Linked DNA regions of Mus musculus: region 2 is linked to region 1. The links are chromatin loops, found by intact Hi-C in ENCODE. Cell type or tissue: left cerebral cortex. All regions are shown on one strand. Links, peaks and the distances in the headings refer to the core of each region. The heading gives the core; the rest is flanking DNA. Region 1 overlaps Fam189a1 (family with sequence similarity 189, member A1). Region 2 has its middle 7.0 kb from the start of Tarsl2.

What was found. Hi-C counts contacts between places; a loop is a spot of excess contacts. Peaks named below come from ENCODE experiments on the same cell type or tissue, not always from the same donor. Only the 100,000 strongest peaks of a DNase experiment are listed, where the experiment ranks them.
Region 2: it touches region 1 in a loop (2.6-fold over the local background); 2 of 42 quality-filtered maps call a loop at or near these places.

Annotation. Positions count from the first base shown.
Region 1 is chr7:64,948,914-64,953,310 of GRCm38, reverse strand. The region is part of intron 2 of Fam189a1 (family with sequence similarity 189, member A1); the gene reads left to right. Among named protein-coding and RNA genes, the nearest start is that of Nsmce3, 78 kb to the right of the region's middle. In left cerebral cortex, for the core only: a CTCF peak has its summit at 2,664 (motif pointing left); a DNase peak (open chromatin) is centred at 2,667.
Region 2 is chr7:65,635,682-65,640,078 of GRCm38, reverse strand. No RefSeq gene overlaps it. Among named protein-coding and RNA genes, the nearest start is that of Tarsl2, 7.0 kb to the left of the region's middle. In left cerebral cortex, for the core only: a CTCF peak has its summit at 1,738; a DNase peak (open chromatin) is centred at 1,471; H3K27ac peaks cover 1,423 bases.

The DNA of each region.
Region 1 (4,397 bases), core at 263-4,262:
TTAAAAGTCAGGCTTATCTTTGCCTGACCAATTACAGTGTGTGCACCACTGTGGAAAACCAGCCTGCCATTCGTCTATTGCTGATATCTGAGATATCTAATAAGCCCCTGTGTTAACTCCTCTGAATCCCTGGCTCTTTCTAGTTGCATGTATGTATGTATGTATGTATGTATGTATACACATATGTATGTATGTGTATATGTACATAGTAATACATTATGATATATCATAATAATGTGTTCTTCTAGTACTTTCTTTTCTCTGTTTCTAAGCACCTAGTATGGAACCCAGTGCCTTGTGCATGCCGGGCAAGTTCTCTGCCACTGATACACATGTGCTGACTCTTGGGGTTTTTTGTTTGTTTGTTTGTTTGTTTGTTTGTTTTTGAGGCAAGTTCTTGCAACATAACCCAGGCGAGTCTTGAAATGTTTTATGTAGTCCAGGCTCTTACTGAACAACTGGTTGTTCTGGATGCTGAGATCACACATTCAGACCCTTTATGATACTCATGATAAAGATTGTGCCGGGCACTGGAAACCTAGCCAAGTGCCCAGGGCTAATAAAATCAGGGATCTTGGAGGAGAACCCACAACTGTCCCTTTACTAAGCCATCTGTCCAATGTCCACAGACAAGTGTAGTTATCACCTCTCATGATGAAACTTCTCTTTGCAATAGACAGAAACTATTATAGAAAGCCACAATCAATCAAAATGTAGAGTCATACAGCCCATTCCCAACTGATACATTACAACATAACTCCTGTATCTAAGACTTAGGGAATCATTGAAAAACAGGAGGACTGAAAGATTGTGAGAGCCAAAGGAACAGGGAGTTTGCTGGGAGACTGTCTGCTGCAAGTATCAGAACCACACCCATAAAGTCTCACCACCAACGTGGCTTCCTAAACAAACCGGAACAAGGACAACAATAGAGATGTTGATGTGAATGGGGAAGCCCACAAGGCCTCAACCACAGGCAACTGAGGAATGCTGGGAAAGTAGTCTTCCCCAGGGAAGAGCACACCAGTTGGCTCTCTGATAACAAAACAGTCAGTAATGAAGCATATATATGTGTGTGTGTGTGTGTGTGTGTGTGTGTGTGTGTGTGTTTGTGTGTGTGTGTGTGTGTATTCACAAGTAACATCATACAGATGGATCAGGTTGTGTTTATGTATTTAGGAACATACACATGTAGCAATTGTTACAGAAAAGGACTCATGACTTTAAAGAGAATGGGGGAGGTATAAGAGAGGGTTTGTAGGTGAGAAAGGAGAAATGATGTAATTATGTTATAATCTCAAAAAACCAAAAACATGAAGAGGAGGAGGAGAAGAAAGAGAAGGAGGAGGAGGAGGAGGAGGAGGAGGAGGAGGAAGAGGGATCGACATCACTAATCAGTGGAGAAATGCAACTCAGAACCAAGAGATACCATTCCCCCATCTGTTTGAAAGGTTATTATGGAGTGTACAAATAACAATAACAACAAAAACACCGATTACATTGTGGTGGGATGACTTATGTCTCAGGTCTGTTGCAACACATGCTTCTTGGTGTTTATATATGTTTGCAAGTAAATTATAGTTAATGGCCCTGTATAACACAGGTAAGCAATGAAAACTTAAAAATTAAGAAACCAAAACCAGAATTTCTTACTATCAAGGTTCTATGTAGTGACTTTTTAACTTCCCTCTGATGTGAAGGAGATAGACATTTAGAAGAAGCCAATGTTAGTTCCTACATAAACATGGAAATCCTGGCTTTTCTAGGCATGCTGGACAGTGGCAGGAATCTGCTCTCCCAGTTACCTGCTCATCACTGCAGAGGGTACTGAGCTGAGCAGTGTGTTTGTTATGATGTTCAGTAAGTTAGCTACACTTGGTACATTTGCAGCCTGTGGTATTTTCAGTTTGCTACAAGTTTATCAAGACATGACCCTATCATAGATGCAGGAGTGTTCAGAATAAAACAACAACAACAACAACAACAAATTCCTCTTCTCCCTCCTCTTCCTCTTTCTCCTCCTCCTCTTTCTCCTCTTCTAATAGAAATCTAAGATCAGCAAGCATGAGCCTCAGGCTACATTTAACCAGGGCATCTCAAGGGCATTTTAGATGGCTATTTATGTCAGGCCAACCTCAATCGGCTCCAAACGTTTCTATGACCAGTAAATAACTAGTTATTAACCCAATTGGAAGCAAATTAGCACTCTTGACTTGTGGCTTAAAATTCTCAGGTTTGCCCAAGCAGAGTGGGACAGACTAGCTGGGATCAGATCTCATTTAAGGTCGTCTGCCCCTCTTTATTGCTGAGAATCTACCAAATGAGAGCATTTTCTGAACATCACATCACCTCATTCATAGAAGAGGAAGGGAACTCTCTCAACAGTGCTATCACAAAGCTTTGCTTACTCAGCAGGTTGGGAGTCATGACCAGAGATGATAGGAGAGTGAAATGAATTTGGAAGTTGGCAGAGAGGGATACTTAAAGCTAAAGGAAGATACTCTTTCATGGAGCCGATCCATAAAATAATAAAGAATGTAGATAACGCAAACATTTTATTTAATGGGCATAATTTATGGAGACAAGTGGATGCTAGCAAACTGACTGTCCTAGTAAAGGGACATCCAACACTGTCTGCGGCTCCCTTTGTTCTCGCTGCTCTCTGCTGCCATCTTGGGGTAGGGTGTGTGGAGAGCTGTGAATAGGAGCTTTTGCCCTGAAGCAGAGGGGCTTCACTGGTGCCTTTCCTTGCATCCTCTCTCTCTCTCTGTAATGTCCCCAGGAAGTGGCGATTTTTCTCTGTTTCCCACTGGCTTCTTCCCTGGGCTTTGGTCACAGGCATCTGCTTTTTTTTTTTTTTTTTTTTTTTTTTTTCTTGTTTTATCTTCGACTTTGCCTGGCTGTTCACCTCTTCCTTGATTTTTGTTTACCTTGAACCTCCAAAGCTCCCATCATGCCTTTCTTTCGTTGTCTGCTCTCGAGGCACCTGCCTGAATTGGACCCTGGTTCCGTTGCTTAGCAGCTGGGCAGACCTCCAAAAGTCACTCACTCTCTGTGTCTCCTTTTTCCCATTTGAAAACTGCCGATCACCATGGTGATTCAAATGGCTGTCACGATAATTTCAATAGTTGATAATAAAGTGCTCAGTCCAGTCTCTACTGAGGAATTAAGCTGCCATCGTGAGTCTGCCTCACTGGGGCATGTGCAGTTGAAGGACAGGGGCATGCACTCCCAGAGGGGTAGCTGAGGTGACAGCCGAGCTGAGACCTAGAGTTCATAGGGCCATAAGAACTCTCCACACTCATTTTGGTTTTCCATCATCTCTAAACCATAGACAAGGAAGCAAGGAGGGCAAGCCAGGATGCTGGAAGATTCTCTGAAGGGCATTAGTAAGGATGCTCATATGGGCTGGAACTTGAATGATCTGGTGACCTGAACTTGTACAGGATACCCAGACTTGTCCCTGGGAAAGGCCAGGGGCACAGGGTCCTCAGACAGGGAATCTACCACAGAGAACCCTGGGCACACAGAGAAGTCTGGGAACTCAAAGAGCACATGGCACCTGGGCAGAGAGTCTGTTCCTAAGTAACACACAATGTCCACAGAGGCATTAGCTGACCTTGTAGCTGGCAGAGCCAGCACAGGTGTGTGTGAACCAGGAAAAGTCCCCTGCTAAAGGCACACCAGGAAGGGGCTGCTTGTGTGTGGACTATGTTTACCTGGAAGGGTGTGTGTGTGTGTGTGTGTGTGTGTGTGTGTGTGAGAGAGAGAGAGAGAGAGAGAGAGAGAGAGAGAGAGAGAGAGAGAGACATGTCCGGGTGTGCCTAGATGTGTAGTGTGTGTCTGACTGCCTGTATATTATTGATGAAAAGAATTCTTGCTTCAAAGAATGAAGGAGATAGTTTATTCTGAAGTCAAATCTGAGTGATTATAGCTCAGAAACACAATTCAGGTTTCCCTAAATATCATGTTCTAACATGGTAGGATTTTGGTTCCCAAGTATTTAATGACATGGAATAAAAAAAGTCATACGCTAAGACACTCTTAAAGTACATTGGTGGGAACATGAGGTAGGCGGGTTACAGCAGAGCAAAGACATTTGTGTTAAAGGCATCAGGTATTGCCTGACAACCGGTTAAATTCTTAGCTTTTGGGTTGGTGGTAGCTAGGATTTGTTAGTGCATTCCATAGACAATGGCATCTGGTAGTTAAAAACAATGCTAAGTCACACACAGAGATGGTCCAGGAGTACTGTTCAGGGGGCTAAGTGGATCCAAGAGCATCTCTCTTTCTCATCATCTGCAACATTCCAACTCTCCACAAGCATGGACGTTCTCATCAGTCAGCTTTGCAGGGTCTTCACACAGGTGAGCTGTGGCTTTCCCCACCAAGGAATC
Region 2 (4,397 bases), core at 218-4,217, 690 kb before region 1:
CAAATGCTTCAAGAAAGAGAGTTTTAAGGAGAGTGAACAGATGGTACAGGGAAGATAAACCTACGGTAGCATCAAATGAGGGCGTCTTGTAGTTAGGGTAACTACTTCCATGTGTCTCTGTTCATCACTGAAGAAAGGCATGAGAGGAACTCAAACAGGGCCAAAAACCTGGAGGCAGGAGCTGATGCAGAGGCCTTGGAAGGCTTGCTCAGCCTGCTTCCTTATAGAGCCCAGGACTACAAACCCAGGGTTGACACCACCCACAATGGGATGGACCTGCCCACATCAATCACTAATTATGAAAATGCCCTACAGGCCTGCCTGCAGCCCTGTCTCGTGGAGGCATTTCCTCAGTTGAGGCTCCTCCTCTCAAATAACTTTAGTTTTCATCAAGTTGACATAAAACTATCCAGGACACTTCTTAAACTGTCTATCTTACCTTATCACTCCAGTGGATTCAGGAGTTTCCCTTAGCAAATGAAGCTCGGTAATTCCTTTGGTGGTGGTGTGATTAAATAAATAGGCTGCAGAGAGCACCTTAAGGCGGAAGGGTTCATTTTGGCTCACAGTTCAAAGGTATGGCCCATCGTGGTGGAGATGTTGCGGTAGCTGGATCTGAAGGCAGCTGGTCAGAGCGTGGGGGATGTCTGTGCTCAGCTCACTTTCTCGGTTTTTATACAGTCTAGGATCTCAGGACAGAAAATGATGCCACCCACAGGGGACAGGGTTTTTCCAACATCGATGAACCTAATCAAAATCATACCCGGTAGGCATGCCAGCAAGACCAAGTGCCCAATGCTCTCTTAACATTGCCCTATGGCCTGCATCCTAAAGCCTGTGTGCTAATTCATCAAGCTCTCAGATCCTTACACTCTAGTCTTCCCAGTAGCTCATGAATATTATCTGACTTCTTTTCAACTTCATTAAAATTGTGTGTGTGTGTGTTTTATTTATGTGTGCATTGCATATGGAAATCAGAGGCCATCAGGAAACAGTTCCCTCCTTCTACCATCTATGCCCCATATTAAACTCAGGTCTTCAGGCTTGGTAGCTAATGCCCTTACCCACTGAGCCATCTCTTCAGCCCAGTATCTAACTTATTTTCATCCCAGAGGCTTTGGCTTAGATGTGCCTCTTCCCACTCTCTTTGAGGTAGCCCTGCCCACAGTCTTTACAGGTATCTTTCCAGCTATGAGACATCACGATTCCTTGCATTTGCGTTCTTGATTTTTTTTTTACCTGACCCTACCTTCGCCTCCTCCTTGCAGTTGGGAGGGTGACTGTCTTATTCATCATTGTTCTCTATTATGTACCTAACACAAATAAAGTGGGTCACTGAGCAAAGCCTTTGAGTAAAAATTGGCCTGCAACAAAAGATGTGTGCCAGGGTCTGGGGGTGGGGTGTGAACAGAGAGCAGAGGTGTCCGGGACCGTGAAGCAGTTCTTTATGACGGTACAATGGTAGACAGTTGTTCTTGCCCATTCTTTCAAACACACAGATGGCACAATACAGGCTGAAGCCGACTGTGCCAGGGCCCTGGAGGGTGATCTCACTGAAACAATGCACACTCTGCTGGGAGATGCTGCCAACATGTGAGCCGCCTATGGGCAAGGGTGTGGACACTGAGTGAGGCCACATGCAGAGCAGGATGTGGAGAGTCTGTACTTTTTTGCTTTACTTTGCTGGGAATACAAGAGAACTACAAATCGTTTCCAAAAATCAATAAATAAGTATAATTAACAGCAAACCTGGGAGAACAGTGGCCACAAAGTACCATAAGGTGGCGACATTTCTCCCAGAAGTTTTTTTTTTCCTTTTTTTTTTTTTTTTAATTAGGTATTTTCCTCATTTACATTTCCCAATGCTATCCAAAAGTCCCCCATACCCCCCCCCCACTCCTCTACCCACCCACTCCCCCCTTTTGGCCCTGGCGTTCCCCTGTTCTGGGGCATATAAAGTTTGCAAGTCCAATGGGCCTCTCTTTCCAGTGATAGCCAACTAGGCCATCTTTTGATACATATGCAGCTAGAGACAAGAGCTCCAGGGTACTGGTTAGTTCATATTGTTGTTCCACCTATAGGGTTGCAGTTCCCTTTAGCTCCTTGGGTACTTTCTCTAGCTCCTCCATTGGGGGCCCTGTGATCCATCCAATAGCTGACTGTGAGCATCCACTTCTGTGTTTGCTAGGCCCCGGCATAGTCTCACAAGAGACAGCTATATCTGGGTCCTTTCAGCAAAATCTTGCTAGTGTATACAATGGTGTCAGCGTTTGGAGGCTGATTATGGGATGGATCCCTGGATATGGCAATCACAAGATGGTCCATCCTTTCGTCACAGCTCCAAATTTTGTCTCTGTAACTTCTTCCATGGGTGTTTTTTTTCCCAATTCTAAGAAGGGGCAAAGTGTCCACACTTTGGTCTTCGTTCTTCTTGAGTTTCTCCCAGAAGTTTTAACGAGGAGTCCAGTTAGGGAAATGGCTGGTGCTAAGAACACAGCTGGGATTCTGGCTTCCTCGCCTTGGCTCTGAAGCGCACAGGCCTTTACCATATCATCCCAGCCCAGCCCCTCTTTATACTTTCAATATGTATTTATTAAGTGTAGTTTTTATTATTACTCAGATAAGGTAAAGCCAACAGATTGGCAGACAACAGTACTGGGAAGCCCTCCAGAGAAAGTACATCCCGGCTGGAGGGAAGGGAAGGAAGCAAGGGGCAAGAGGATGAAGATACAGCTAGAACCTTTATTGTGGTTTCTATGGCAACATTGAAGGCAAGGTATCCCATTTAGGGTTGACAGATCTGAATAATTTTAGGGTTTCTGGGATAAGTGTAGGTTCTGTTCCTCACGTCTGGTGCCTGATCTAAGGTGATAAGGGCAGGTGAACAATGACAACCCCCCTCCCCAAGTCTAAGAGCCTGGTAAAGAGGTGACTGAGGGTGGGCTCTGGGTTGCTGGATTTGCTCATTAAAAAAAAAAAAAGCAAACTCTCTTGAAAGTCCTTTTGCTATCTCCAGGGGTTGACTAATCTAGAAGGGTCAAGTCTCTCCAGGGTCAGCATGGCGAAAATATCTTAGCACGAGAAATATCTTAGCAAGGTCACCCGTGAGGTTGAAGCAAATCTTCCACATGCATGCTACAGAAGATCTCATTCCTTCTAGGACCCAAACCAGTAAAAAATATTATGGTGGCAGTAGACTTTGTCCCCCAATTTCCTGACTCAGAAAAAGCCTACAACATCAGAGCTTCAGATCACTCCTCATGACAGGTTCATGATCACCCGGGGGCCAAGAAAGGAAGAAGAACCCTGCTGCTGTGATTCACTTGTCTACACGCCTGCAGAGAAGCCAGACAAGAGCCCCTGTAAGAAGCAGCCATCCAGGGTGCTGACATGAGGTGAACCACAGGGACAGAGAGTTTCCAAGTGGATGTGAACATGAAGGCAAGCTGGACACAACTGTATTATAGCCACGAAATCTTGAGTGACACATTGTTTGTGGCAGCAGCCTCCCTCAAGCCAGCAATAATCCCTTGTAATCTGGTTTCATTAAATGGACACTAGGCGTGGATCAGGGGAGAGGGGTCCTGTATGAGACTGCGCTACTTAGTCTAAGGATCACGTTGAAGCTTTTAGAGTTCTTTTAAAACACAAAAGGACTAAGCTCTTTCAAAAAACATCATGCAGGATTCGGTTTCCTGGAAGGGAGAGAGGCTGTCAAACAACAAGTGGCCTTGACTCCGCACCTGTAGCTTTACTGCAAAGAGGCTGCAGGCACCGGAATGGGTGGTAGGAAGTGCACCTACCACATGTAGACAGCGTGTAGTTCTTGATACAGCTACCAGTACTGTGATTCAAACTCAGCCATGAGCATGGCAGATTCCTTACGTCTAAAAGGATCATTTGGAGAGTGAAGCGTTAGGAAAATGATTATTTGGGAGGTGAAAGGAAGAATATAAATGTAAATAGACTTCAACTAGGCTGCCTCCTGTCTTTTAAAGTTGCCTGTTGGGAGGGGCTGGGGTTAGAGAATGTAGCACAATCCTCTTGGGCCAAGACTATCCTGGGGTTAATCCTATGCCTCCCTTTCCACTGCAGACCTAGAATAACTCCAGACAGCAGGCAGCCTTTGCGCCCAGGTGTCTAAGTGTGTAGATCCTTCCGGCAAGGCCTTAGAGCAGCAGCCATCAGGAGAGAGCCCTGTCCGCAGCTCCAACAGGGCCCAGCATGTTGGAGCGAGGAGCTAATTCTTGGTTTTATTCCTGTGAAACCAGGACGCAGAGGGAGAAGGAGAAGAGGAGTCAGCGGCTCGCAGAGATACTGAGGAGGTACAAAGAGCAGCTGCTGAAGGACTTCCACCTGGCCCGGGTGCTTCCCTACTTGGTGTACGACGGTGTGTT